Regions from separate parts of the Mus musculus genome. Here all the other regions are linked to region 5. Evidence: chromatin loops called from intact Hi-C (ENCODE). Cell type or tissue: left cerebral cortex. All regions are shown on one strand. Region 1 holds the start of Spred2 (sprouty-related EVH1 domain containing 2). Region 2 holds the start of Rab1a (RAB1A, member RAS oncogene family). Region 3 overlaps Cep68 (centrosomal protein 68). Region 4 overlaps Gm39604 (a long non-coding RNA gene). Region 5 holds the start of Slc1a4 (solute carrier family 1 (glutamate/neutral amino acid transporter), member 4).

Region 1 (5,000 bases), 410 kb before region 5:
CAAAAAGAAAGAAGGAAGGAAAGAAAGAGAGAGAGAGGGGGGGGGAGGGAGGGAGGGAGGGAGGGAGGGAGAGAGAGAGGGAGAGAGAGAGAGAGAGAGAGAGAGAGAGAGAAAGAAAGAAAGAGAGAAAAAGGAAGGGAAGGGAAGGAAAGGGAAGGGAAGGGAAGGGAAGGGAAGGGAAGGGAAGGGAAGGGAAGGGAAGGGAAGGGAAGGGAAGGGAAGGGAAGGGAAGACGGGTCGGGGGTGGAGTAATGAGTTCCTGGGTCTCTCTTTGGCCAAACCCCATCAAAGGTAGTAATCTGTGACCCAGTAAACTAAGAGTAGACTTCTAAGAGCTGGAGACAAGAAACGTTATTCACAGACTGGATAATTTACTTTGGTGTTACCTTTAAACTTCATCTCTGCCTGCAATGCCAAAGTTTTATGGCTGTTTGCCTTTTGTTTTCTGCGTACATATTTTTAAAAATATGCCCGCTCTAGGTGGGCATGGTGTTGCATGACAGTAATCCCATCGTGTGGAGGCCAGCGGAGGCCACCTGCACTGCCCCCAACCCCCACCCCGCAGTGTTTCTCCAAACCCAAACTCTCTGGCAACATCTAAACTCCTCCCCATCTCCGCCCTCCGCCACCTCCCCCCTTGATTTTTAATCCGAAGGTTTGGAAGGAGGGAGGGACAAAACGGGAGCCAGATGTGCTCTTGTCTTCGGCTCCCGCCTCCTCCCTCTTGGGCTTCCTAAAACCCGGAGCACCGGAGACAAGGATTCGGATCCTGACAAACGCAGTGCCAACCATGCTGTTCCGAGGCTCCTCCCTGACTGGAAGCTAGCGGGAGGGGGAGTAGAAGAGGGGCACGCTCAGTAGGCGGGACAAAGTGTTTTGTGAGTGTGTTTTTTTCCTCTCTCTCTCCTCTCTCTCTTTTATTTTGGTCGCAAGTAGGAAGCTTTTTGCACTCCACCACCTCTGGCCGCTGGGAAGACGTCATCGCTTCCGCCCTACTTCCTCCTCCTGTTGGCGGCGCTGAGAATCCAATATGGAGTAAATCGGTGGAGTGGCGAGATGGGGCTCGGACGGGGCGCCCTGCACCGCCTCCCAGGCGCATCTCCCCCGGCCGCCGAGCACTACCCGGAACCCTGATTGGCCCGGTCCCCGGGGGCGACCCCGGCCCGGCCCCAGCGCAGCCGACTGCCCGCCCGCCGCCCGGAGCGTGCTTGTTTTTCTGCTGCTCTCCCCCTCCGGGTCCCCTTCCCAAATCTCGCCTCTGCACCCCCTCAGAGCCCCGGGGCCGTGCCCGGCCGGCCCACGGCGTCCGCTGCCTGGTGTGCCCCTTCCCAGACCTCGCCCTGATCTCGGGGCTCTCCATTTCCCCGCCTGCCTCGGCGCCCCCTTCATCTCTAGCTCCCCCCCTCCACCACCAAATCAGGAGATGTCGGAGATGTGAAGAAGGGGGGCGAGCGCACAGGAAGATGAAGGGAGCCAGGCTGCATGCCGCGGGACAGGCGTCTAGGTGAACAAGAAAATGACCGAAGAAACACACCCGGACGAGTAAGTTAGCCGCGGGTGGGACGCGGGTGCCCGGAGGGGTGGTGTGGGGGCCGCCGCCAAGGACGCAGGAGGGGACTCGTCGGAGGAACTTGGCCTGGGGTGCAGCCGCTGGCTGAGCTGTCGGGGCTATGCGCGAGGCTCTTGACTTGGCTGGGGGAGACGGCAGAAACCGCCTGGGGTCTGCAAGTCCAGGTCGCAGCCCGGGCCAAGGGCGCGCAAATGACCTCGGGGCGGTCCTCGGGCTGCGGGAGCGGAAGCTCTGACGCCCTCCACGCGGGGCATCCCGGGGTCGATGGGTCTGTGTGCATGGTGACTTTGTGACTCCTGGCACTGCTGCCCTCCCATAGCCCTCTCCGGAGCCCTCTGGGGCCCGGGCTCCGCCATTTCGTTTTCTTGAATCGCTCTCATTTGCATACCACATTTTCATTCATAAAAACACGGAGGAGTTGGGGGAGGGCCAGTCGGGCTCGGCACAGGGTCAGTGCGCCCGGGTCCTCGCAGCGGCCAGAGCGCGGGAGCAGCCTGCCGAGTCCCGGCGCGCGTGAGTGTGTGCACGCGCGTGTGGGCCGGCACACGCGCCCCGCGGTGTCGGGGCAGCACTGGGGGCGGATCCGAAGCGTGTGCAGCGAGGGCGGGAGAGCGTGCGGGGAAGCGCGCTCCTGGCATGTATGTGAGGGAGAGCGCGTGCCCGTGCGTGTGCCCGGCCCGCAGGCCCGAGGGGAACAAAGCTCTCGGTGCTTAGTCAGAGGTGCTTGTGCTCGCCCCTCGGGGAGACCCGGGCTTGTCACCGTCTCTGGGCCAAGTGGCAGCTGCTTCCCGCCTAAGTCGCACTTAGGTTTGGATCTCCGCTCTAGTAGTGTTCGAGGCGTTTCCCTCTCGGGGAGCTGGGGGCGGGGCTGCCCGTGGGCCCCAGCGGGTACTTAGCCAGGGGTCCTAGCCGTGCCCGGCTCTGAGACTGCTGTTCAGTGGCTGTATTCGCTCACCACTTTTTTTTTTTTTTTTTTTTTTTTTTTTGTGAATAAGACGTTCTCCTTTATTGTCACATGATATCCCTCCTCCCTTGCACATTCATAAATCCTGAGCCTGCCTCGGCTCCTTTCATTCAGTGCTGCCATTAGCCAAGGTAGCAGCGGCGCCTGCTTGGACTCCAGAATGGGTCCGCAGTCTCGGGGACGCTGAGGGGAGGGGGACCTGGAGAGGTGGAGCGGGAGTGGCTGGAGACTAGCTCCCAAACCCTGGGTCTTTTGCTTTTGTGTGTCCACCCCACCCCCTTCCCCCGTGAGCATTGACACTCTAGAGTGCAGAGAGGGGAAGTGACTCAGGACTGGGCCACTGGGCGGCTTAAAGAGCTCTTGTAGCAGGTGGCAAAATCCTGTGTACCACTCTAAGAAATCTCCCTTCTTTTCCTTTGTCTTCGGTCTGGAGTTCGCACCCAGGGCCTGCCACAGCCAGACAAGCAAGAGCTCCATTACTGAGCTGCGGCCCAGCCCTCGATTGTTTTTAAATGGCCTTTTATCCTGTGGCATTCATTGTCAGACTGAGTGGAAGGAAGCTGATGTTCTGCAAAGGGAATTTCCTTCGGTGTGTCCCCAGGGAACTTTGACAGCAGTAACCCTAATCTGTCAAGACACCTGTCCCTGGAGAGGTTCCCACCTGCTGTGCAAGTCTCACAGCATGCTTTGGGCTGTTTTAGACATCTTATTTTGCCTTACTATACCTGTCATTGAAATCATAAAATAGGGGAAGAAAGTTGAGAGTTTTAATGCTGAAATATAGAGGGAAGGATTATCTGCTAGGCCCTCCCCTTTTGAAACTTGGCCAATAAACAGTTCTTTTTCTGGGTCCTTGTCTGTACTTGCACTTAGGAGTAGCCTTGGGGGCAGTGAACAGTACCTGTGCTGATGGGGGTTCTTGGAGAGCTTTGCCCAGTGTGCATTAAGGTTCCTGGCTTCTTCCACTGGGGGTGCAGTCGGCTTGTGCTGTTTTCCAGTGGCCAGTCAGCCTTGTGCCTTCCCCCATTTGCTAGCCTAGACGAAAGGATTCCAGGTGAGGACACCAGTGTTAAGGGAATACTTCCTCATTCCAGTCCTGGGGAGAGAGATCAATTTGACTGTGATCAGAAGGCTTGTAGAAGCTGAAGTTGGTGGCTCACACCTGTTATCCCAGCAGCTGGAGACTGAGGCAGGAGGGATGTCATGAGTTTGAGCTCAGGTTGGGTAAAGAATTCCTTTAACCCCAGCACTTGGGAGGCAGAGGCAGGCCGATTTCTGAGTTCAAAGCCAGCCTTGTCTACAGAGTGAGTTCCAGGACAGCCAGAGCTACACAGAGAAACCCTGTTTCGAAAAAACAAAAAAACAAACAAACAACAACAACAACAAAAACCAAACAAAAAAACGAAAGAATTCTGTTGAGACAGTAGGTCTTAAAGATGGGTTCTAGTTTCAGAGGGTTAGAGAGCCCTGGTGTCTTTACCACTGTTGAATTGGCTTTTGGGGGAGTTATATTTTTGTTCTTGTCTAGATAGGGCCTCACCATAAATCCCCTGGCTAGCTTTTTTATGTAGACCAGGCTGGACTCTAACTTAGAGGGATCCTCCTGTCTCAGGTTCCTGAGTGCTGGAATGACAAGTGTGCTTTCTTCCACTGCCTTCTGGAGTGTCTTCATGGGATGCCTGTAGCAGTGGAATATGTAGAACTCACCATGTTATCTCCCTTTTGGGGAACCTGAGGAGAGTTTAAGTAGTTTGTCCGAGACTATCCCTTTAGTCTCCAACGTGGAGAATTCACTCAACAGCCCAGGTCAGGAAGAACCCTGTGCTCCTAGCTAGTATCTAAACGGTGGTGGCCAGTCTTGTGAGCCCGGTCTCACGAAGCTAGTCGGGCACCTTTCACTATGGCTGTAGCCCTCTGTGCCTCCTGGTTGTTTCTGTAAGTCATTCCTTGAACTCTGATTGTACTAAATTGATGAGTTTCTTGTTGCCGTGGTTTTTCTTCATTGTCATGAGGTATGAGGAGCATAGCAAATTAAAGTGAAGGTAAACAAACTTGGGCATGAGGATTCTGTATTTGCCCCCCTAGATTATGGATGGAGGTTCAAAGTAATATTACTGGATGTTGGACTTATTAAGGTGAAACGAGTATGGGACACCAAACCTAATATAATACAGGCAGTGCTGAGCCATATGACATTTTGTCTTTTTAAAGGTTTAACATTTGCATGTGTGTGTGTGTGTGTGTGTGTGTGTGTGTATACATGTGTGCCATGTCACTCCTGTCAGAGGACAGCTTTGTGAGGTTGTTACTCTTTCCTCCTTTGTGTGGATTCTGGGAACCAAACTCAGGTCATCGGGTTTGCATGGTAAGTACTTTACCCGCTGAGCCATCCACTCGCCCCAACAGAGCCCTGAGTTTTGTTTTCTCGAGACAGGGTGCCATGAGCTCAGGCTAGCCTCAGACTCC
Region 2 (5,000 bases), 130 kb before region 5:
GGTTGTGAGCCACCATGTGGTTGCTGGGATTTGAACTCAGGACCTTTGGAAGAGCAGTCGGCGCTCTTAACCACTGAGCCATCTCACCAGCCCGAGAAGGAATCTTAATCTCAATAACACCCTTGATGCAGTAGGGGTGTAGGAAGCGGGCACTCATTACTCCACAGTCACGACAGCCGCTCATTTATTTTCTTACTGTAGCACAGTAACTAAGATATGAATTTTTCTGTCCTCCACATACACAGGTACAGTCAGGCTTTGGGGTGTCAAGGAAGAACTGTTACATATACTTCACATTGTTCTGTTTGTCAGCTAGGTTAAAGGTTACTAGAAGATAATTTGTTGGGAAATGAAATAGTCAATGAAAGTGGAGCAAATTTATCTCCAAAGAGACAGAGATTTAAAAAATGGAGTTTTGGTGGTAGTATCTGTATGTATGGGGGTAGTGCACTCCATAGTGTTTTTCTTTCTGAGTGTCTGCTTTCTTCCTTAATCTTTATGTTTAAGTCTATATTAAAATATCAGTAATAAAACCCCAGCTAGGGCTGGAGAGATGGCTTCTCTGGTAAGGACACTTTTTGTTCTTGCTGAGGACCTGTTTTCAGTTCCCAGAACCCAGCATAACCAACTATAACTCACGTTTCAGAGTATCAAATGCCCTATTCTGGGCTTTGAGGCCAAGAGGCACATGCATGGCACACCACACACACACATACACACACAGGCAAGAGACACTCATACATAAAATTAAATGACAGATTTGGGGTGGGTGTTGGGACAGAGGTTCACTATGTAGCTCTGTTCTGGAACTTGCTATGTAGACCAGGCTGGTTTCAAACTCACAGAGAAGCACCCATCTCTGCCTCCTGAGGGCTGGGGTCAAAGGCATGCTATGTCTGGCTTACATGATAAATCCTAAGACAAAACAAAACAACAATAACAACAAAATTTTTGCTTGAAAAATTGAGTTTAGGACACTTCAGAGTTTTTATTCTGTGAAATGATAAGAGGAAGTATGGTGGGCTTTAGGGTCCAGGGCTGTAAACCTCCATCTAGGGTCATTTCAGAAGTTAGTATGGAAAAGAACCCAGGAGGCAGAGGCCAGGGAAACACTGAGTTCGAGGCCAGCCTGGTCTACAGAGGGAGTTCCAGGACAGCTAGGGCTACACAGAGAAACTCTGCCTCAGAAAACCAAAAACCAAAACCCAGACAATAACAAGAAAACTCCCAAAACTATGTATGTGTGGTCTGATGAGGCTGTCAGGACACACGGAGGAACGCCAGAGGGATGTGTAAATATGTTCTGAGTATATGGTTAGTCATGAGAACAGCCTCTTTTGCATATTTTGATGTCACAGAAATTCAGAAATTAAAAGTAAATCTACAGTTGGCCCCAGGAGATAATATTCTTGCTTAGAACAAGTTGGAAGATAAACTTTGGTCAGTGTATTATACTATGCCCTTTGTAATAAATAACGCAAGATAATGCGTTAAAGTTTAGCGGAGATTTAAATTCCTGAGCTGATTAAAGTTGACACCATTAGGTCTAAAAAAATGTATTAATATTAGTTCTGGAGTCCGTACTGAAGAGTTTCATGGCTTAAAAAAAAATACTTATTACTGCCCAGTTGTGCAGACGGACACAGAATTAGTACTAATAAAAAACAAAGAGCAGCAAAAGCAACTGCAACCCCCCCCCCTCAAAAAAAACAAAAACAAAACTTAACAACCCAACCCAACCCAACCCTATCCCGGAAAACAATTCAACTTTTAAGTCTAGGCCTCAAGTAGGAGGAGAAGACTGGTTAAGGCTGACTTTAGCCTGTGTCTCAACAGCACAATGTTAAAGGTTGGAGGTCGAGATGGAGGAGCAGTTTCAGACAGGGAAATCTGGCTGTGTGAGCAGAAGAGAGACTAGAACAGGGTCCATTTGCAGCTATTGCAACATCAAGTTGCTAGAGTAAAACGGTAAAAAAAAAAAAAAAAAAATTAGAGAAGGAGTCGGGTGAGTGAGAAAGCGCAAGGTCTACAGAGGCCGCTTGAGTTTCCTGCTGTCCTTAGAGCAGCCTCAGACCCTGATGGTGATGGCCCCTGTGGTCTTGCCTGAGCAGAGCTCGTCAAGCTGTCTCCACCCCTCCTCACTGTCCCAGGCTTCCTGGGAGCCCCCTCCCCCTCTGCTGCGGCACCGCCCTCCGCCGAGTTCCTTCCTCCTCCCCTCCCGATGGGGCACCGACTCGCCCTGCTGCCACGTCTCACTGATGACATCAACACAGCCCGGTCGGCCTTAGCCAATCCGCTAGGGGGAGTCCGAGCGAAGTCCTAGCCAGCAGGCCAGCGGGGAGGGGAGCAGGAAGGGCGGGGTGTGGGGGTGAGGGAATCGGGACGGGGCGGGCTACAAGCTCGAAAGTGCGCATGCGTTCAGGGCGCGGGGCCTAGTGGGAAGCTGAGTGCAGACAGCCCTCGGCCCGGTCGGGCTGCCCAGCGCGCGGTGTGCTCATGACTCTCTTTCCCAGCGTGCCCCGCGACGCTGCCGCCCTCTGGGCCGCGCCAGGCCCCTTGGCCTAGGCTTCCCCAGTTCCTGGTTCGCCGGCGGCCATTTTGGGTGGAAGCGATCACTGAGTGGCGGCGGCTGCTGATTGTGTTCTAAGGGTCGGAGTGGGGTCGACGTTTGCTCTACCGGAACAGCTTAGCTCATTCCTCCCTTTCCATTACCTGTGGCGCGGAGAGTTGGGGCGGCGGCTGCGTCAGCAAGGGCGGTGGTGGCGGCGGCGGCGGCGGCAGCTGCAGTGACATGTCCAGCATGAATCCCGAATAGTGAGTGCAGGAGAGCCGGGGCGGGCCGGGGTGAGAGCGGCCGGCCGGGGGTGAGGGCCGCCGGGAGGTTCGCTGCGCAGCGCCGGGAAGGTCGGCCGGGCGAAGGAGACGGAGCAGCCTGAGGGCCCCATTGTCTGAAGGCCGAGGGCCGCAGCGCAGCGGGGAGGGGTCGGGCCTGCGGGCCGGGTCCCGACCGCAGCCGGCGGGGAGCTAGGTGCCGCGGCTGGGCGTTGGGGAGAGGGCCTCGGACAGTAGCCAGGAGGGGCGCGTCTCTGGAGGCAGTGACGGCTGGAGGAGGACTTGGTTTTAAGGGGAGGTAGGTGGGAGAGCTCTGCTAGAGGGCACTGTCAGACCCTGCGCCGGCTCTGCGGAGCTGTCAGCGTCGGCTTTACTTGTAAATCCCGAGCTTGTTAGAGCTCTCTCCCTGTTGGGTTTTAGGTAATATGGATGCTTCTTGGGACTGCGTGGGCTTGAGGGGGATGAGGAGATGGTGAGGAGCTATTTATAATGTTTAGTTTTCTTTTGGGCTTGTCTCCTGGGAGAGTTCTGTGAGACTTGTGAGACGTGACCCTTACAAAATCCTGGACATTTGTGAAATTTTTGGTTTAGGGGAGACATGAGTCTCCCAGTCACCTTTTGTCTCCAGTAGGTTAAGAAGAAGAAAAAGAAGAACAAAACTGAACTAAAAATAAACTAGAAATGTCTTCCTGGTACCACCAAGTTAAAGTACAAGTTTGCAGACAGTTTTGAAAAGAAACTAATGGGGCCTTTGATGATAGAGTTGTATGTAGGTTTTAGATTACCTGCTTGAATGCCTGTAGATAGGAAATGAGGTTCCATGACGTGTCATGAAAAGTTAATGCATTCCTTTTTCTTGCTTACTCAAGAAGTCACTGTAGCAGATGTGACACACCTGGCACCTTTCATGGGAACTGCGCTTCTCCTTTCTTGGATAGACATTGTTAGGCTCTCTCTTTGAACCCAAAATTCTCCTATGGTTTCCATATATGAAAATAACTTTAAGAGATGCCATTTTTATTATACTTTAGTGTCAGAAATCTTTAAGGGAGAGGGATTTTTGTTGGTTTTTAATAAGAGAAATCACTATTGCCGTAAAAGCTGGGCTTTATTTGTTGCTTTGGTCAGTTACCGCTAAGTGTGCCCCCATGAAAGGTCCAACCATCAGCTCGGCTGACTTGTCATGTGCGTGTCACATGACTCTTGCAAAAGACATTCTAAGTTCAGGTTTTCTAAGACTGGTTTAATACTGAAATGGTTTTTCCGTTTGTGTTAAGCAGAGGTCTTAGTATCTTGGTAGAATTTTACATACTTTTTTTTATTGTGTGTGTGATGCCTGTGATTGCAGGTGCACAGGTGTCACCTTGCTTGCTTCAGAGGTCAGGGGACAACTTTTGGGAGCTTATTCTTCCTTTGTGGCTTCAGGGATTGAACTCAGATAGGCACTGTATCCACAGAGCTATGTGCTTGGCCAGGCTTCTGTACTTGAAAAAGTTGGGAACAGTTCACATGGAGACACAGGTGCTGTGTTTGCAGCCCCTCTCCCAGGGCAAAATTAGTTTAGTTAAGCAAAGTTGAATTGGGGGTCCTAATTAGATTTTTGTGGAAACCAAAAAGAAGATGAATTTGTTATATTAGGAAGGTTTCTAATTTCTATTTGAAATTCCTGTTCTATTTGAGGAGATTCCTATATTTGTTAGGTGTGTATTTAAGTATTTTTATTATGCTTCTCAAATTTCCTAATGCTACGACCTTTCAATGCAATTCTTCATGTTGTGGCGACCCCTATCCATAACATTTTCATTGCTACTTCATAACTGTAATTTCGATACTGTATGAATTGTAATGTAAACAGCTGATATAGGATATCTGGTATGTGACCCCTGTGAAAGGGTCCTTTGACACCCAAAGGGGTTGCCACTTACAGATTGAGGACTGCTGAGGTTAGAGACACCTCCTGGAGCTGGAGTTAAGAGTACTTGTGACCAGCTGATGTGGATGCTAGGAATGGAACTAGAGTTTTCTGCAAGAACAATACATATTCTTAACTACTACTTGATCTCTCCAGCCCATGTTATGTGTTTATTTTTTAATACTGTAAGAGATTTAACTAAGCAACAAAAATTTGATGTTACTCAGACGTTGTTTCTCTTTTTATAAAGTAGTAT
Region 3 (5,000 bases), 88 kb before region 5:
CACTTTTCTGGCCAAAGGAATAGTGACCATTTCCATGGCCACGTACCAAGGTCTGACTCGTCCTCAGCCCCAGACGCTTTCAAAGGGAATGCCCAAGTATGACTCTGTCCTCTGTAGTTGTGGTATTGTCTCCCAAGAGTCAGGACAGGTGTAACCAAGCAAAAGACTTGGGCAGCCTGTGCTGCAAAAAAAAAAAAAAAAAAAAAAGGCAGCAGAAGAAAAAAATGTATAAGCCAGCTGATCTGGGAGGAAGACCACACCCCAAGGCCATCTTCCTTGCCTGGAAGCTGAAGGGACAGGAAGCACACAAAGAAGGTAAGTGCAGGCTAATGGGTGTGACTAACACCCTGACCCTGGCTGGCCTGAGATGCTTTTGAGTGCAGCTCTACAGGTGCAGTTCAGGAAAAGGCTTGGGCCCCGTGTGTGTCGTCACCTCTTTACCTCAACCTCATTAAGATGTCCAGCTGGTCTTTGCCAGGCACAGCCCCCATAGTGGTTCTCTTCAGCCAATGGCTTGTTGGTTAGCATCCTGAGTCTGGGTCTGTCCTTTCTACCCCAGAGGATAGCAAGTTCAGGTAGCCTAGGACCTCACTGGGCTCAGGAGGATGCTTCGAACTATTTTTGGTGGGAGGAGACAACCAGACTATAGACTGGATGGGGCTTCCCATTCTCTGACCAATGACCAGAAACAGATCAGCGCCCCTTCTCAGGCTGCTGTGGTGTGTGCCGTAGAAAGCCGGGTGATAATGGGGTGAGTTCATGTGAGAAAGCAGAGCAGCCCAGGCAGACTGGTGAGGGAGGAGCTACAGAACAGGAGCTCCACACAACAGAGGGAAAGCAGGCTGGCCTCAACAGGCCAGCCAGTGCTCCTCCTGCCACTGGGGGGCCGACAGGAGGAGATCTAGCCTGAAGGGCATGCACGTGGGTACAAGGCAACAGTGCGCACGGAGTGTGTGCAGTCACCTGCACTGGGACTAACCTCAAAACTAAAACCTGGACAGGAACAGCCTCATTTTCCTCAGAGACTAGAAGCTGACAAGGCAGGTAGAAGTGGCCTCCTCAGGCTCATCCTGTTTGGCTTTCACACTAGGAAATGCAACTCAGGTAGAATATGAAATTCCTGCTCCCCCTTAACTGGGCACGTGTGGCTCAGGCCATTCTGACAGGACTTCAGAGAAAAGCATGCATTTTAAATGCAGCCAGCTCACTCTTGTAAGCGTCAGACCCTTCAGGGCTAATTCGACCCCACCTGTTTTCTGTTAGGAACAGTGCCTAACCTTTCACATAACAAGCCAAGTATTTCCCACTGAACAGTCCCACAAACACAGGCAAGCAGTATTAGTTTTTGTGTGACTCCTATCACTTGATACATACACAAACACAAGTTTCTTTCCACACCTATACTTTAAAAGTGCTGAACAGGGCAAGACATAGTATTCCAAACCTTGTCTCTCCCCACCTCAAAAGAAGCCCCCCCCCCCAGGAAATACCCCAAAACAGCACTAGGGATTGAACCTAGAATCTCAGAGCTCGTCTGGAGATCTAAGGGCAGTATAGCTCCTGGTATATCCTTGATTAGTGACCAGTCCTCTGTTAAGGAAAGTTATTCCCTTCAACTGTATTGATTTCCCCACAGGCTTTATAGCAAGCAGGAAAAAAGAAAACAAAAACAAAAAAAACCAAAAAAGCCAAGAAGGGTGAGGTTAGAATGAAACCGGATCACTCAGTTTTATTATAACTGGCACTGGACTAGGACTTCTAGAGTCTGCCCCACATCATTTTACTTTAGGTATATTTAAGCACAGCACAATTTTGGAAACAAAGTTTCCTGGTAACAATTAACTTCAGCCCCTGAATGCAGCACAGCTTAAGGAAGGCTCACACTGAAGCTCTTTACAAAGTCCATATGGCTTCAGCAGTAAGCTGGGTTCTTGTTGCCTCAGAAACAGTGCCCAGGATAAGGGTTTAGGGAGAATGACTGAGGTAAAGATAATGGCTGTGGGTGTCGGGACTGGCCTGGCTCTAAGATAACTGAGAAGTCACTTAGGCTGTTGTAATGCACAAGTGATATCACGCATAAGAATGGGCTTTACGGCTGAAAGCAATGCTCAAGATTTAGGGGGAAGGGTCTGGAAGACAGCAAGGGATCACCAGGCTCTGAAACTCCATCACTCCTGGCATTCTAGGCAGAGCTGCTACACACACCTCACTCCACTGAAGAGGTAAGCTGTGTGCTTCACTGTCCTGCCTTCTCCAGTGTGTATCTGTGTGCACAGGCCCTCTACACCCAGCCAGGATGGACACACAGGGGAGTGAAGAAGACAGGGGTGTCTGCCTCCCCAGCCAGATGCACTGAATCCACTCTGGCTGTCAACGGGGAGACACATGAAGCTGGACCCCTCTCACACCTCACATCTACAGTCGTCTGCGTGCTAAGGAGCCAAGTCTAGGACCCAGCTCTTGATGAACCAAACAAGGATCAGTAAGAGCACAAGTCCAAAGGCACCCAGAGCCAAAGAGGGTGGGCGAGGACCGGGAGAGGGAGCGGCGAGTTCTGATGAGAGATTTTCATGGAGCCACATCCTCACCTTGTGGCTCCTTAACAAACTGCACGGACTACTTGTGTGTGTGGTGTGTTCTTACTGATCCTTGTTTGGTTCATCAAGAGCCGGGTTCTGGACTTGACTCCTTAGCACGCACACGATTCGGGAAGGGAGGAGAATCTGGCTGCATGAAAAGACATGTAATAAAAATGTGTTTCTTTTTAAATGAGCATTCGCACCCATAACACATAAGTAAATGTAATAAAAGTTTTTCTTTTTAGAAAGGCCTGAAACTTGGGGATTTCCACTGAAATAGTACTTCTAAAGATAGAATATATGTGGTTACTCTCCCAGTTCAGAGAATCGAATTGTTTACAATCTGATTATGAATCTGCCTACTAAATCACAGTCTATCCTGCACTGTCGTCTTGCCGCTCTGTAAAAGTGACTATGATGCTGCGGTTTACTTTGGCTCACAGTTCAAGAATGCAGTCTGCCACCACGGGGAAATCCTGGAAGGGGACCCATGGCTGCTGGTGACACTGCATGTGCAGTATCGCATGAAGTGATGCCTGCTTGAGAGACAGTGCTCACATTCTTCCTCATCATCCATTCTGGGGCCCCAGCCACAGGTAGGGTGGTACCCACCTCAATTAACCAAGTCTAACAATCCGTATAGATACACCAGAAAACTGTTTCCTACATGATTCCATATCCTGTCGGGCTGACAATAATAACCATAACTCCATACCCAAACACACTTAACCACTGTCAAGTCATGGCCTTCCTTCTTTTGTCCCCCACCCACTAATAGGTTCATTGCAAGATAACTAATGGAAAACACGTTCAGTCCAACATAAAAAAGAAAACTCACACTTTAACAGATCCAATACTGATTAAACATGTAACTGCAGGGGGCTAGAGAGACGGCTCTGAGGTGAAGAGCACTGACTACTCTACCAGAGGACCCAGGTTTGATTCCCAGCATCTACATCGTGGCTCACAACCACCTGAAATGCCAGTTTTAGGGATCTGATTATCTATTCTGGCCTCCTCAGGCATCAGACTCGCATGTGGTACATACATAGATATACATACAGCCAAAACACTCATATACATATAAAAAAAGCATAGCCACCACTAAGTCTCTTCTGAAACTCAATAAATCTCTGATGTGTAAGCTCCTATACAATAAAAAACCAAAGTTACATACTTGCAGCATCGAGTGTTTAGGATATACACTCCCATCCCCACAGGGAAGAATGCAGTGATAGCAAAGAGTACGATCAAAGCAAGACCAAGCGCAGGAGAGCAAACACCAACTCTTGCAGCTCCACAGGAGCTGGCATTTGGGACCCATAATGCAACACTTTGGGTTCCAAAGGGCTTGGGTAGCCCTGCCTTTCCAGATGCTTGTACCACCTCTCTTGAGTAGGCCCCAGTCCACACATGCAGCTTTCCTTTACAGATGTACCATGTTTAGTCATTGCCAGCATAAAAAGTAAACGCTGCACCCTGCTCCTCTTTATGAGAAAGAGCACAGAACTGCTACTCAAGGGACTACTTATCCTCTAGCATCTTCCAGGGAGCACCACAAACTCACCCTCAAACCTCTCAGGTAGTTCTCAGAGCCTGCAAAGGCTACTTGACCCATCAGCTATCACCATGTTCAGCACTGTGTATATGTTAACAGCAGGGGACACCTGACCTTTCCTGGTATCTGTTGAGTCACCCTCAAGCAAGCTCATCCCAGCTGCCTGCCTTCTTCCCACACATTCCTGTTTAGAGCAAATGGGAGAGGACTGGCAAGTTGGGGAGGGGGGGCACTTTCACTTCTGTCTAACTCATTCAAATAGATGCATGATTCACCAAGGAGCAAATCTCTGAACAACAAAAAATTCCCGTGTGATTCTTTAAGTAGCAACTCCCTTGGAAACAAATGCATGCATCCCAACTGTCAACATTTCTGTTCTGACAAGTGCTGTCTGTGTACCCATGGCCACTGACAGCCACCTGTACTGGCAGGGATGCCCCTTTCAGTTTGGGGCCTCAACAATGAAACGTCACAGGACTCACAGGTAGCGAGAAATGCCATAAATACCCAGCAGCAGATCATGTCTAGTAAGCAAGAAAGAGGAAGGGAGCGAGTGGGAAGATGGAGCCCAGCAGGGCTTGGAGCTTCAAGGCTTCTGGAGTGTCACAGTGGAGGTCACGCTAGGCAGGACGGCAACAGTGAAGTCCGTAATGACAAAAGAGAAGACAGACTTGAGCTGGCTCTGAGGCTAGCTTCAAGCAGGGTGGATATCAGGAAAACTGTGGTCACAGATTGAAGAAAGGAGACACGTTCTCACAAACTGCCCTCTCCCCACCACATGCAGTATGCTGCCTCTGACCTCCACACAAAATAACTGTTTCACATGATGGGGATTCCTGAGGAGAGCTATAGTGAGGGACAGA
Region 4 (5,000 bases), 70 kb before region 5:
GAGCCTACTTCCCAGTCCTGGCCCAAGTCATATTCCTGCCTGAAGTCTACTTTTTTGTTCTAGCCTAAAATTAGATTCCCGCCTGAGCTTACTTCCTTGTCGTGGCCTAATGTCAGATTCCTGCCTGAAGCCCACTTCTTTGTCCTGGCCCAATGTCAAATTCCTGCCAAGCAGCCCAAAAAACTCTCCACAAAAACCAAATAAAATAAATGTAAACATTTTAAAATTAATAACTCTATACAGATCTCCCCTCCCCACTTTATATGAGATAGGAGGCAGGGTCAAAGTGAGATTATGGTTGTGGGGAAAGAGGGGAGTCCACTGACCTCCAGGGCATGATACCACGAAGCCATTTCTGCAGGTGGATGAAACCGGCAGCAACCAGAGCCCCTTTATAACATCCAGTGTGCAAATGAGAGCAGATGAGAATCCTAAGAGGCAGTATGGTTTGGTAGAGTCCACTTTATGGATCTGATATCTCTTGGGTTAGTGAGATGGCTCAGCAGGTAAAGGAATTTGATGTCTGAAGTGGAAATTTCTGGTTTTCTTGGAGACTCAATTGTGTCATGTGATGTTTTTCTGGAAACTGTCTTATGAGAGGATGTTTTTGCTGAAGCAGACACATGGGAGGATGTTTTGCTAACAATAGACATGTGGTGTTCCTTTGGAGGGAGCCTGGGGCATGTGATGTTTTGCTAGACGATGCTGGATGGTATTGGTATGCCTTGCCATTTGTTCGCATCATCGTTGGGCTTTGTGGATTCTGGTCTTTGCTGATGATTCTGAGCAGTATTAGTATGCCTCACCATTTTTTGCTGGTCATCCTTTGTTGTGACTTTTTAGAGAGAAAGGCACCAAAAACTTGTAGTGATATTCCTGGATGTACTGGCTGGTTTTGTGTGTCAACTTGACACAGCTGGAGTTATCACAGAGAAAGGAGCTTCAGTTGGGGAAATGCCTCCATGAGATCCAGCTGTCAGGCATTTTCTCAATTAGTGATCAAGTGGAGAGGACCCCTTTGTGGGTGGCACCATCCCTGGGCTGGTAGTCTTGGGTTCTATAAGAAAGCAAGCTGAGGGCCAGGCGTAGTGGCACATGCCTTTAATCCCAGCACTTGGGATGCAGAGGCAGGCAGATTTCTGAGTTTGAGGCCAACCTGGTCTACAGAGTGAGTTCCAGGACAGCCAGGGCTACAAGAGAAACCCTGTCTCGAAACAAACAAAAAAGAAAAGAAAAGAAAAGAAAAGAAAGCTGAGCAAGCCAGGGGAAGCAAGCCAGTAAGGAACATCTCTCCATGGCCTCTGCATCAGCTCCTGCTTTCTGACCTGCTCGAGTTCCAGTCCTGACTTCCTTTGTTGATGAACAGCAGTATGGAAGTGTAAGCGGAATAAACCCTTTCCTCCCCAGCTTCTTGGCCATGATGCCTGTGCAGGAATAGAAACCCTGACTAAGACACTGCATCTTCTTGCCAGAGCCTTGTGGTTTCTTGTGGATTGACCTGCCATTACTGATTCATGAATAGTGTTTGCAGGTAGATTGAGCTGCCATTGCTGATGTGTGTGAACTGAACTGCTGATATCCCGAAAAGACAGATTGGATTTGTTCTAAGGAACTATTTCTAAAGAAGCCCACATCCTCCTTTGCTCTATTAGCCTTCCCTTTCCACTACCTCTAGTGGGTGGTGAGCTAGAAGGGAGATTAAAACATGTATGAACCCTTATTAAAAGTAGGTTTTGAAAACTCTAAGCTACAGATGTTGTGGGTTGTCTTGATGTTGTTTGTATTCTGGTGTTAATTTTGTTTCTTCAAAACTGCTGTTTTCGACAAGCAGTTGGTCACTTACCCAGGTGATCTCATGTGAACCTTCTCCCCATTTTAACTGGTCAATAAAAGCTAGAGCCTGTGATTGGGCAGTGGAGGGGAAAGATGGGTTTTGAGAGTGGGGGCAGGTAGAGAAGAGATGAGATGTGAGGAGAAGGAGAGAGGACTGAAGAAGAGGAGGGGGAAGCCATTATGGAGCAGAAGCATGTGGCTAGGAGAAATGGCAAGTAGCAAGGGGACTTATGGCTGCAGAAGAAGTTGGTATAGTATTAGATATGACTAATTTAGGCTTATAGCTTAGAATTATAATAACTCGATTGTGTGTTTTTTATACAGGCATATTGGGGTTGGAAATTTCAGCAACAAATTGGCGCCCAATGTGAGACTTAGAATTCAACTAAGGGTTCTACAGAGAGCTACGGAGAGGCTCCCTCCCAAGCCCCAAGCAAACCACAGCACCCAGAGACAGCTCCCCAACCATGAGCTGGGACTTACAGTGCCACAACACAGGGTTCCCCAAGCCTAAAGAAAGACCAAGGACCCTGGGTTATGACTGCCTGTAAAACAGCCTTCACAACTAAAGATCAACAACTAAAAAACTGACAGTTAACTTCACAAAGCCTTCTCACAGATGTAATAGGCTCTATCTGGGACTCTCCGCTGAGCAATCCTTCTTGTGCTTGATTTCCTATATCCTCCACGTCTAAACAGGACGTGGGACAGTCAGACCCGCTCTTACACTACAGACTACCTGAGACTGACACGCATACTGCTGGACATAACCTAAGACAGAGACAAAACCAGAAAAAGCTGCTGGTCTCTCTACAGTGAGCCCCTCCCTTCAAATAAAGAATTAGAGAGAACTACAGTATCCTGAGTTGAACACCAGAGGGAGACAAAGATACAAGAAGCTCCAGATTAGGTAATAAGTATTATAAACTGAATATATATATATATATATATATATATATATATATATATGCACACATACATATATGTATATGTATATATACATATATATATATATGCACACATACATATATGTATATGTATATATACATATATATATATATACACATTCATAGCTGAGACTGAGACTGACCAAGAAAGGGATAAGTTTAAGACTTGACTAGACTAAAGGTACAGGAATTAATAGGTAATGATAAGCAACAGAGAGGAAAATGAAGTTTGGAGACAGGAGCTGGAGAAGACACTAGAACAAAAGATGGGAGAGCTCACAGATCAGACTGAGTGGCAGAGAGAAAATAATGAAGATTAGAAACAAGGCTTGGAGGAGAATCTTTTAAAATGAATCAAAATAAAACAGACATCAGAGTATCAGAATTACAATATAAAGAAACAACTAAAATGTGGAAGCAGAACCTGAACAGAGAATACAGGAACTTACTGAGCAGGAGGAGCAACACAAGGAGAGATAGGAAACATGGGCACAGACCTTATGGGAGGAACTTACAATATTAGTTAGGGAAAATACTCAGGTGGGGACAGAAGATAAAATTAGAGAAAGCCAACCAAAAAGTTGTTGAAAAGCAAACTTTGGTTTATCTGGTGAGTATACAACAAAGACCTACAGATGATAACCATCCACAGAATTATCAGGAATTTGAATGACAACCCATAGATATGTTAGAACTGAGAAAATTTAAGGAACATGTCACTAATTTTAGAATGCATTCACTGTTTTAAAATCAAATCCTGACTTCTTGGTCTATTAAACATAGACCACCCCCACCCTCAAGACTGGGATGATATGGCAAGAACAATATTAAAACCTGGGTCACATTTACAAATGGTTCTCATGGTGGAGAGAAGAGGTGAACGAGATAACAGGACAAAATAAAACCAGAAGTAACAATGTTTCTAGAGATCAACTGCTTGGTGAGGGTGGCTTTGCTGAGGTTCAGGCTGAATATGATGAAGAAACCTTGATGTTTTGTTGCTTGGCGGCCTTAAAGACCTGGGACAAGGTCACAGAAACAGGGAAATGGCTTGAACCATTTTCTTGAACCAAGTCATACAAGGTCCAAAGAAAACATTCCCTGACTTTTTACAAAGGTTGACTTCTGCTATAGAAAGAAGTATATGGGATCCATCAGCAAGAGAGGCACCAATCGAGTCTTTGGCTTTTGAAAATGTGAATGCTGAATGCAAAGAAATAATCAGACCACTGAGGGCAAGGTCAGCATCGATGGATGGAGTGGATTAGATATACTGCTGATGTTGGGCCTCGTTTGCCTGATAGGACCTTAATAAGAGAAGCTGCCACTAGAGTCCTTGAGACGACCCAAAATTTCAAATGTTTTAATTGTGGTGAGCAGGGTCATTTCAAGATAAACTACAGAGAAAAACAGATTAATCCCAAAGGGAGTCTATGCCTCCTGGAATATGTAAAAGATATGGCAAAGGCCGTAGGACTAGGGAATGTAGAGCAACAACAGACAAATGGGGCAACATTTTACCAAAAGTCTCCTGGGAGTGGGGGTGGGGCTCTTGCAGGCCCCAATGCTAAACAGGGAGAGTTTTCTTTCTCGGGACAATTAAACTCTACTGCTCTGAAAACAGACATTGTGAGACCAGATAACAAGGTGGAGTCAAATTCTATAGACAATTTAAAAAGCTAAAAAGGGGCCAAAACCAAATATTTTGACAAACTTCAATAGAGGATCAAAGGCCCAAGCTAAGAATATTAGTAAACAATATTGAAATTAAAGGAATGGTTAACAATGAAGCAGATGTCACATTATCACTCCAAAATTTTAGTCTATAGGTTAGCCACTTCAAGAAGTAGACATCCAATTTCAAGGAGTTGGAGCTTTATTCCAAATAAAGCAAATGATTTAGTATATAGGACCTGAAAGTCAAATAGGAAAATTAAAGTCATAGATGGCCGATATAGCCATAAACTTATGGGGAAGAGATCTGTTACAGTAGTGGAAAATGCAAATTAATATCCTTTCAGTTTGCAAAACCAGTCAGGATCCTAATAAAAACATCAAATTAGTTAAGGAATGTTATCAAAGACAGTTACAGACTGTCCAGGCTGTCCATAAATAAGATACAGCAGAGGCTGACAATTCAGCTCGACCTCAAAGAGCCACTGCTGATAAGACACCAACAGCCTTACCACTAAGGTGGCTGACTGACCAATCCATTTGAAT
Region 5 (5,000 bases):
GGTCTAAAACCACGGCCATAAAACAGTAAGTTGTAAGTCCTTTCTTGGGGTGATGGCCATAAAGTGGTTCTCACTCCTCCTACCCCCAATTACTGGTCAGTTCCTTTTTCAATGATGGAAGAACACCATTAAGGCTCCTGTGTTACCATAGAGAGGCACAGATGAACATCATACTCCCATTTGGGCCACAGATGGCTCTACAAAAAGAACCCTGAAACCCCATATTTCTCTCCCTGAGGACAGAACAAACCAAAGCTACTCTGGGCTTCAGTAGAGTTCTCTATCTCTGAACACATCTACAGTTATGTCTCAAACCTTAAGACTCTTGGACTACCAGGCCACCTGGCAGGCGCCAAAGCCTACAGTTCCATCGAAGTTCCCGTAGGCTACCTCCACTTGCTCTGTTTGCAGGAACTTTTGGTCTTTTTCAGCAGATTCCCCCACCCCCCCACCCCCCCACCCCCACCCCCCGTCCAATACCATGTCTCGGTTTTTTGTTTTGTTTTAGATGAACAAACTCTTGAAGTGGCAAGACAGCTGTCACATTTTCCACATGAAGAAATGGAGACAGGAGAAAGACAAGTCACTTGCCCAGAGTTCTCTGGTTTTCACCACCTCAGCAATGAGGAGCTTTGCCCAATGACTCAAGACAAAATATACCACTAAGGCTCAGAAAGCTGGAAGGCAAGCCAGCTGGACTCCTCGTTCAGACGAACCTGGTTACATTAGTAAACGCCTGCAGACTAATGTTTTCCCATCTGTGAACTTTGGATTAGTTCAAATGGAGAGGTGAAGCTTTGAAAACTACACTCTATCATCCCAGGGGATGAAATACAACTCCTGAGTGGAGAAAAAAAAAAAAAAAAAAAAAAAAAAAACAAGCAAAGAAAGGTGTGTGTATCTCAACTCTCTGGATCTCCCCGCTTTCTACAAAGAAATAACGCTAGGCCCCATGATCCTGACCAAGAACGTCCACAACCTGTCCTAAGCCTGAGAGGCAGTCACGTAGCTGGGCAACGGGCTCCACATAACTAACTCCAGTTTTATTATTCTTGGACACATCCATAATTCTGCTGAAAATTGCCAACTTCCTTCCAGACCAAAGGCTGAATCAGAGAAAACCTCAGACTACAAGCTGGATAGCTCCTCTGGTGAAAGTCACTCAATGTCCTGGAAGCTTTGGGGTGATGTAGGGGAGAAAACAGGAACAATTAAAAAAACGAAACAAAACAAACAAACAAAACTGAGAGAGCCCAGTGTAAGGAGTAAAGCACAACTGAGAAGGTATACACTTAACATCCCACCTAACGGAAAATCGGTTCCAGCAAAAAGCTGTGGCCTCCAGTCTTTAAAGGTGTGGCCAGCACGTAGCCCAGACGTAAATATGAAATTTAGTGTTAAGGGCCAACAGTAACTGAATTAACTCTAGGTGATATGAGTGCACGTGGCGTCTCCCGCCGTGCCTTTGGCGGGGTGGAGAGCAGTACCTGAGTAAATCGAGGAAAGAGTCCACTGTCTCTTTGGAGACCGGAGGAGGCCCTGAGTTCTCCAGCCCCAGGCTGCTGGACTGGAGGGTCTGCGCGCCCGCCCCTGGCTTGATGATGAACGCCAGAGCAACGGCGAGAGCCGAGGCGCTCAGCGTGGTGAGGCCGAAGTAAGCAACAGCGATGCCACCCAGACGCCCGAGGGAGCTGGCATCCAGGGAGGCGGCTCCCGACACCAGGCTGCAAACCACCAGCGGCAGGATGATCATGCGCAGCATGCGGAGCAGCATCTCGCCCGGGAAGGCCAGGTAAGTGATCTGGGTGCGGGTGAGCTGCAGCCCCCTCAGCGCCGCGCCCATGCCGGCACCCACCAACACTCCCGACACGGTGAGCAGCACCAGCGCGTGGCGCCGAAAAAAGCTAGCACAGCGCTGCGATTTGCCCATCGCCGTCTCGGGCGTTCGGGGCCCGGCCGCAGGCTCTGCCTGGGTGCCGTCGAGGTAGCCGTTGGTCTCGCCGCTCTTCTCCATGTCGTTGCCCACCGCTCTAAGCGGTAACACTCAAGGAACTTGGAGAAAAGACCGGTTTCGAATGAATGGATCAGGCGGAGACAGTGGCCTGTGCCAGCTGCGGCTTCCGAGCTCTGTGAGTCCCTACAGGAACACTTTTCAGAAAGATAAAAGAGAGACGTGGGTTGTGGGTTGGAGCCCAGGCAGAGCAGACCGCGCCGCGCCCAGCCTTCTTTCAGAGCCGCTGCAGGCTGGAGATGATGCAACGCAGGAGGCACGCTGGAGGCTGCAGCCTAGGAAGGAGGGCGGGGCTTGAGCTCGCCCCGCCCATGTAGGCGCACCTCCGATGTTACGACCAATTAGAACCCTGAATATCCGTTCCCCACCTCCCTGACGTTTCCCAGGTCCCGCCCTTCTCCCACCCTCCGGGAGGCACAGCAAAGAGAGTGAGAGACAGGCAGGCTGGGCTCTCCCGACGGGGCGTGAGGCCATCGGCCAATCCTGTCTCCTGGCAGCTTTCAGTCCTACTGTCCAGGCCTCGGGGAGAGAGGGAGGGGAGCGTCTGGAACGCCTCGGCAGTTCTTCTCCTCAGCTGGTGGAGGAGGGGAGCCCTCGGAGGTTGGTGCCCGCCCTCCGCTAGGGAGTCCGGAACGACCCAACCTCCATCCTGCGGGAAATCCTTTCTTCTAAGGGCTCTGTAGGCTTTCCTGGTACAGAGACAAAGGAGTGGGTGGATGGGGGAAAGTCTCATTGCGTGCACGTACAAGACTCTAGCAGAGCTTTACCCTTAGGTGACCAGCGAGTCCGGGTGGCACTATGCACAGTGCCAAGGGTGAGCCACTGCGTGCACTAGCGCCCTCTGGGGCGAGTCCATTGGACTCTGGGGAGAAGCCTGGTGTGTGCAGGCTGAAGACGTAAAACTCTCCCAGAGAAACAGAGCTCTAACGCCACCACTTTCGGTGGCGTGTCTGCCATGTAACTTAAGCTGAAACACAAGCGGGATTTTAACCACCCCCTTCCGGGTCTCCAGACTTGGCACGCCAACAGTTCAGTCAAGTGTTTGGCCAGTCTGAAAGATGGTTCAATGGATTTTTTAAAAATGCCATTTATTTACTATCTTCCCGGGCCACAGCAGATAAAAAGGGAAACCTTGGCAGTCGTTTATTGTGTTATTTATTTATTTATTTATTTATTTTTCCCTATTCTGCTTTTGAAAAGAACTACCTCCCCAGACCTCCAAGAAAGCCCTAGTTAGGTGTAGCTGAGTTAAAGAGGAAGACAATGTGAAGTAAAGTAATTTTGAAGTATACCATAACAGAAACCTGTGCAAATCAATATGTCCTGTCGAGGTGTAAAACGTCCAATTGTTGAGACAGCAAAGAGTTCCTTACATGAAGCCATTTAGCTGTCATGTACAGCTTGTTGAAATAGGAGCTTATTGGTGGGAGGGAGGTGTGTTCATTAGATGAGGACCTATACATATTTTTATCTTGTTTCCCAGAACATGGTTTACCTCTCTGTGCAAGGATGGATGATTCCTACAGACCCATGTTCCTCATTTCCAGGTAGCTCTGCCTCCTTTTTCCTAAGCTGCTGCTTTTATGCAAAAGACTGAAGTCATGTTCCAGAAGTGGGTTTCCAATTGCCTGCTTTACAGCTCCACCCAGACATTCTGCAGCATCTCAGCTCAGCATATTCCGAATCAGATTTGTGATTGTCTCCTCCAGCCTGTTACTGCTATCATTATGATCTGCCTCTGTGAACCTTCATGTTTAAGTTTTCTCTAGTCTGATCTGTTGTTAAGCCCCATGACTCATGTTGAAATGTCCTTTCTCTCCTCTACTTCCACTAGCCATGCTGTTGACTGCATGCTAGTGCTTGACAAATTCTTCCTTTGTGGCCCAAGCAGGCCTTGAACTCAGAATCTCCCCTGCCTCTATGTAGAGATTTGGTTTGTTGCTATGTATTGTAATGCTAAATACTGGCCCTTGTTGCCTAGGGGACTAGAAGATCCTCACAGTACATCAACGTGATACTATGTAACCTTGCCCCTCAAGTTATCCCTGATTGGTCAATAAAGATGCAGACAGCCTATAGCTGGGCAGAAGAGAGGCAGGTGAGGTTTCAGTTCCTGGGCTTGGGGTCTGAGGCAGGACCATGAGAGGGAGGAAAGAAGGTGGAGAGAGGAGACACCAGGGGATAGGTAAATCATGAAAACATGGCCATAAAGGCTAGCCAGTTCAAGTAAGAGCAGCCTAGGCAGAACGTGGCAAGTTATATCTCGGGGTCATTGATAGGGAAGTAGGCAAAATAGCTTAGAGGGGCGACATCTGCCCAGCTCTAGTGCTTTAAAGGCTTCTTTTTTTTTTTTTTTTTTTTTTTGGGTGCAGCGAACTTTATTGATGGTATTCAAGAGAGTAGGGAGGGCTCCCTAGGCCCCTCCTGTTATTATGGGGGTCTGGGATGGAAATTGTGAGGGAGATGCTCAGTGTTGGGGGCCGAGTTGGGATAGGGCCTCTCTTGCTCAGTGTCCTTGCTGGGGTGGGTGGTCCAGGGTTTCTTACTCCTTGGAGGCCATGTAGGCCATGAGGTCCACCACCCTGTTGCTGTAGCCGTATTCATTGTCATACCAGGAAATGAGCTTGACAAAGTTGTCATTGAGAGCAATGCCAGCCCCGGCATCGAAGGTGGAAGAGTGGGAGTTGCTGTTGAAGTCGCAGGAGACAACCTGGTCCTCAGTGTAGCCCAAGATGCCCTTCAGTGGGCCCTCAGATGCCTGCTTCACCACCTTCTTGATGTCATCATACTTGGCAGGTTTCTCCAGGCGGCACGTCAGATCCACGACGGACACATTGGGGGTAGGAACACGGAAGGCCATGCCAGTGAGCTTCCCGTTCAGCTCTGGGATGACCTTGCCCACAGCCTTGGCAGCACCAGTGGATGCAGGGATGATGTTCTGGGCAGCCCCACGGCCATCACGCCACAGCTTTCCAGAGGGGCCATCCAC

The links. A loop is a pair of places that touch in the nucleus more often than their neighbours do. Peaks named below come from ENCODE experiments on the same cell type or tissue, not always from the same donor. Only the 100,000 strongest peaks of a DNase experiment are listed, where the experiment ranks them.
Region 1: a loop joins it to region 5, with 12 times the contacts of the local background. A loop is called at or near these places in 2 of 42 quality-filtered maps.
Region 2: it touches region 5 in a loop (3-fold over the local background); 9 of 42 quality-filtered maps call a loop at or near these places.
Region 3: a loop joins it to region 5, with 2.0 times the contacts of the local background. A loop is called at or near these places in 5 of 42 quality-filtered maps.
Region 4: a loop joins it to region 5, with 3 times the contacts of the local background. A loop is called at or near these places in 15 of 42 quality-filtered maps.

What each region holds. Positions count from the first base shown.
Region 1 is chr11:19,923,415-19,928,414 of GRCm38, forward strand. Spred2 (sprouty-related EVH1 domain containing 2) reads left to right here and starts at 1,028. Exons shown (of 6, transcript NM_033523.4): 1 at 1,028-1,542. The coding sequence starts at 1,517. In left cerebral cortex, CTCF peaks have their summits at 1,015, 1,914 and 2,138; DNase peaks (open chromatin) are centred at 856, 1,432, 2,242, 2,665 and 2 more places; H3K4me3 peaks cover 3,327 bases; H3K27ac peaks cover 2,990 bases.
Region 2 is chr11:20,198,839-20,203,838 of GRCm38, forward strand. Rab1a (RAB1A, member RAS oncogene family) reads left to right here and starts at 2,574. Exons shown (of 6, transcript NM_008996.4): 1 at 2,574-2,814. The coding sequence starts at 2,792. In left cerebral cortex, CTCF peaks have their summits at 2,304 and 2,507; DNase peaks (open chromatin) are centred at 2,358 and 3,100; H3K4me3 peaks cover 2,490 bases; H3K27ac peaks cover 2,161 bases.
Region 3 is chr11:20,242,504-20,247,503 of GRCm38, forward strand. All of the region lies in intron 1 of Cep68 (centrosomal protein 68), which reads right to left. Among named protein-coding and RNA genes, the nearest start is that of Cep68, 4.4 kb to the right of the region's middle. In left cerebral cortex, CTCF peaks have their summits at 888 and 2,606; DNase peaks (open chromatin) are centred at 4,360 and 4,602; H3K27ac peaks cover 337 bases.
Region 4 is chr11:20,260,533-20,265,532 of GRCm38, forward strand. Gm39604 (a long non-coding RNA gene) reads left to right here. Exons shown (of 3, transcript XR_872279.1): 3 at 2,158-2,657. Among named protein-coding and RNA genes, the nearest start is that of Gm39604, 8.5 kb to the left of the region's middle. In left cerebral cortex, CTCF peaks have their summits at 2,695 (motif pointing right) and 2,903; a DNase peak (open chromatin) is centred at 2,691.
Region 5 is chr11:20,330,459-20,335,458 of GRCm38, forward strand. Slc1a4 (solute carrier family 1 (glutamate/neutral amino acid transporter), member 4) reads right to left here and starts at 2,255. Exons shown (of 8, transcript NM_018861.3): 1 at 1,488-2,255. The coding sequence starts at 2,014. It also overlaps the pseudogene Gm12033. In left cerebral cortex, a CTCF peak has its summit at 2,859; DNase peaks (open chromatin) are centred at 684, 1,138, 1,791, 2,400 and 2 more places; H3K4me3 peaks cover 2,823 bases; H3K27ac peaks cover 1,681 bases.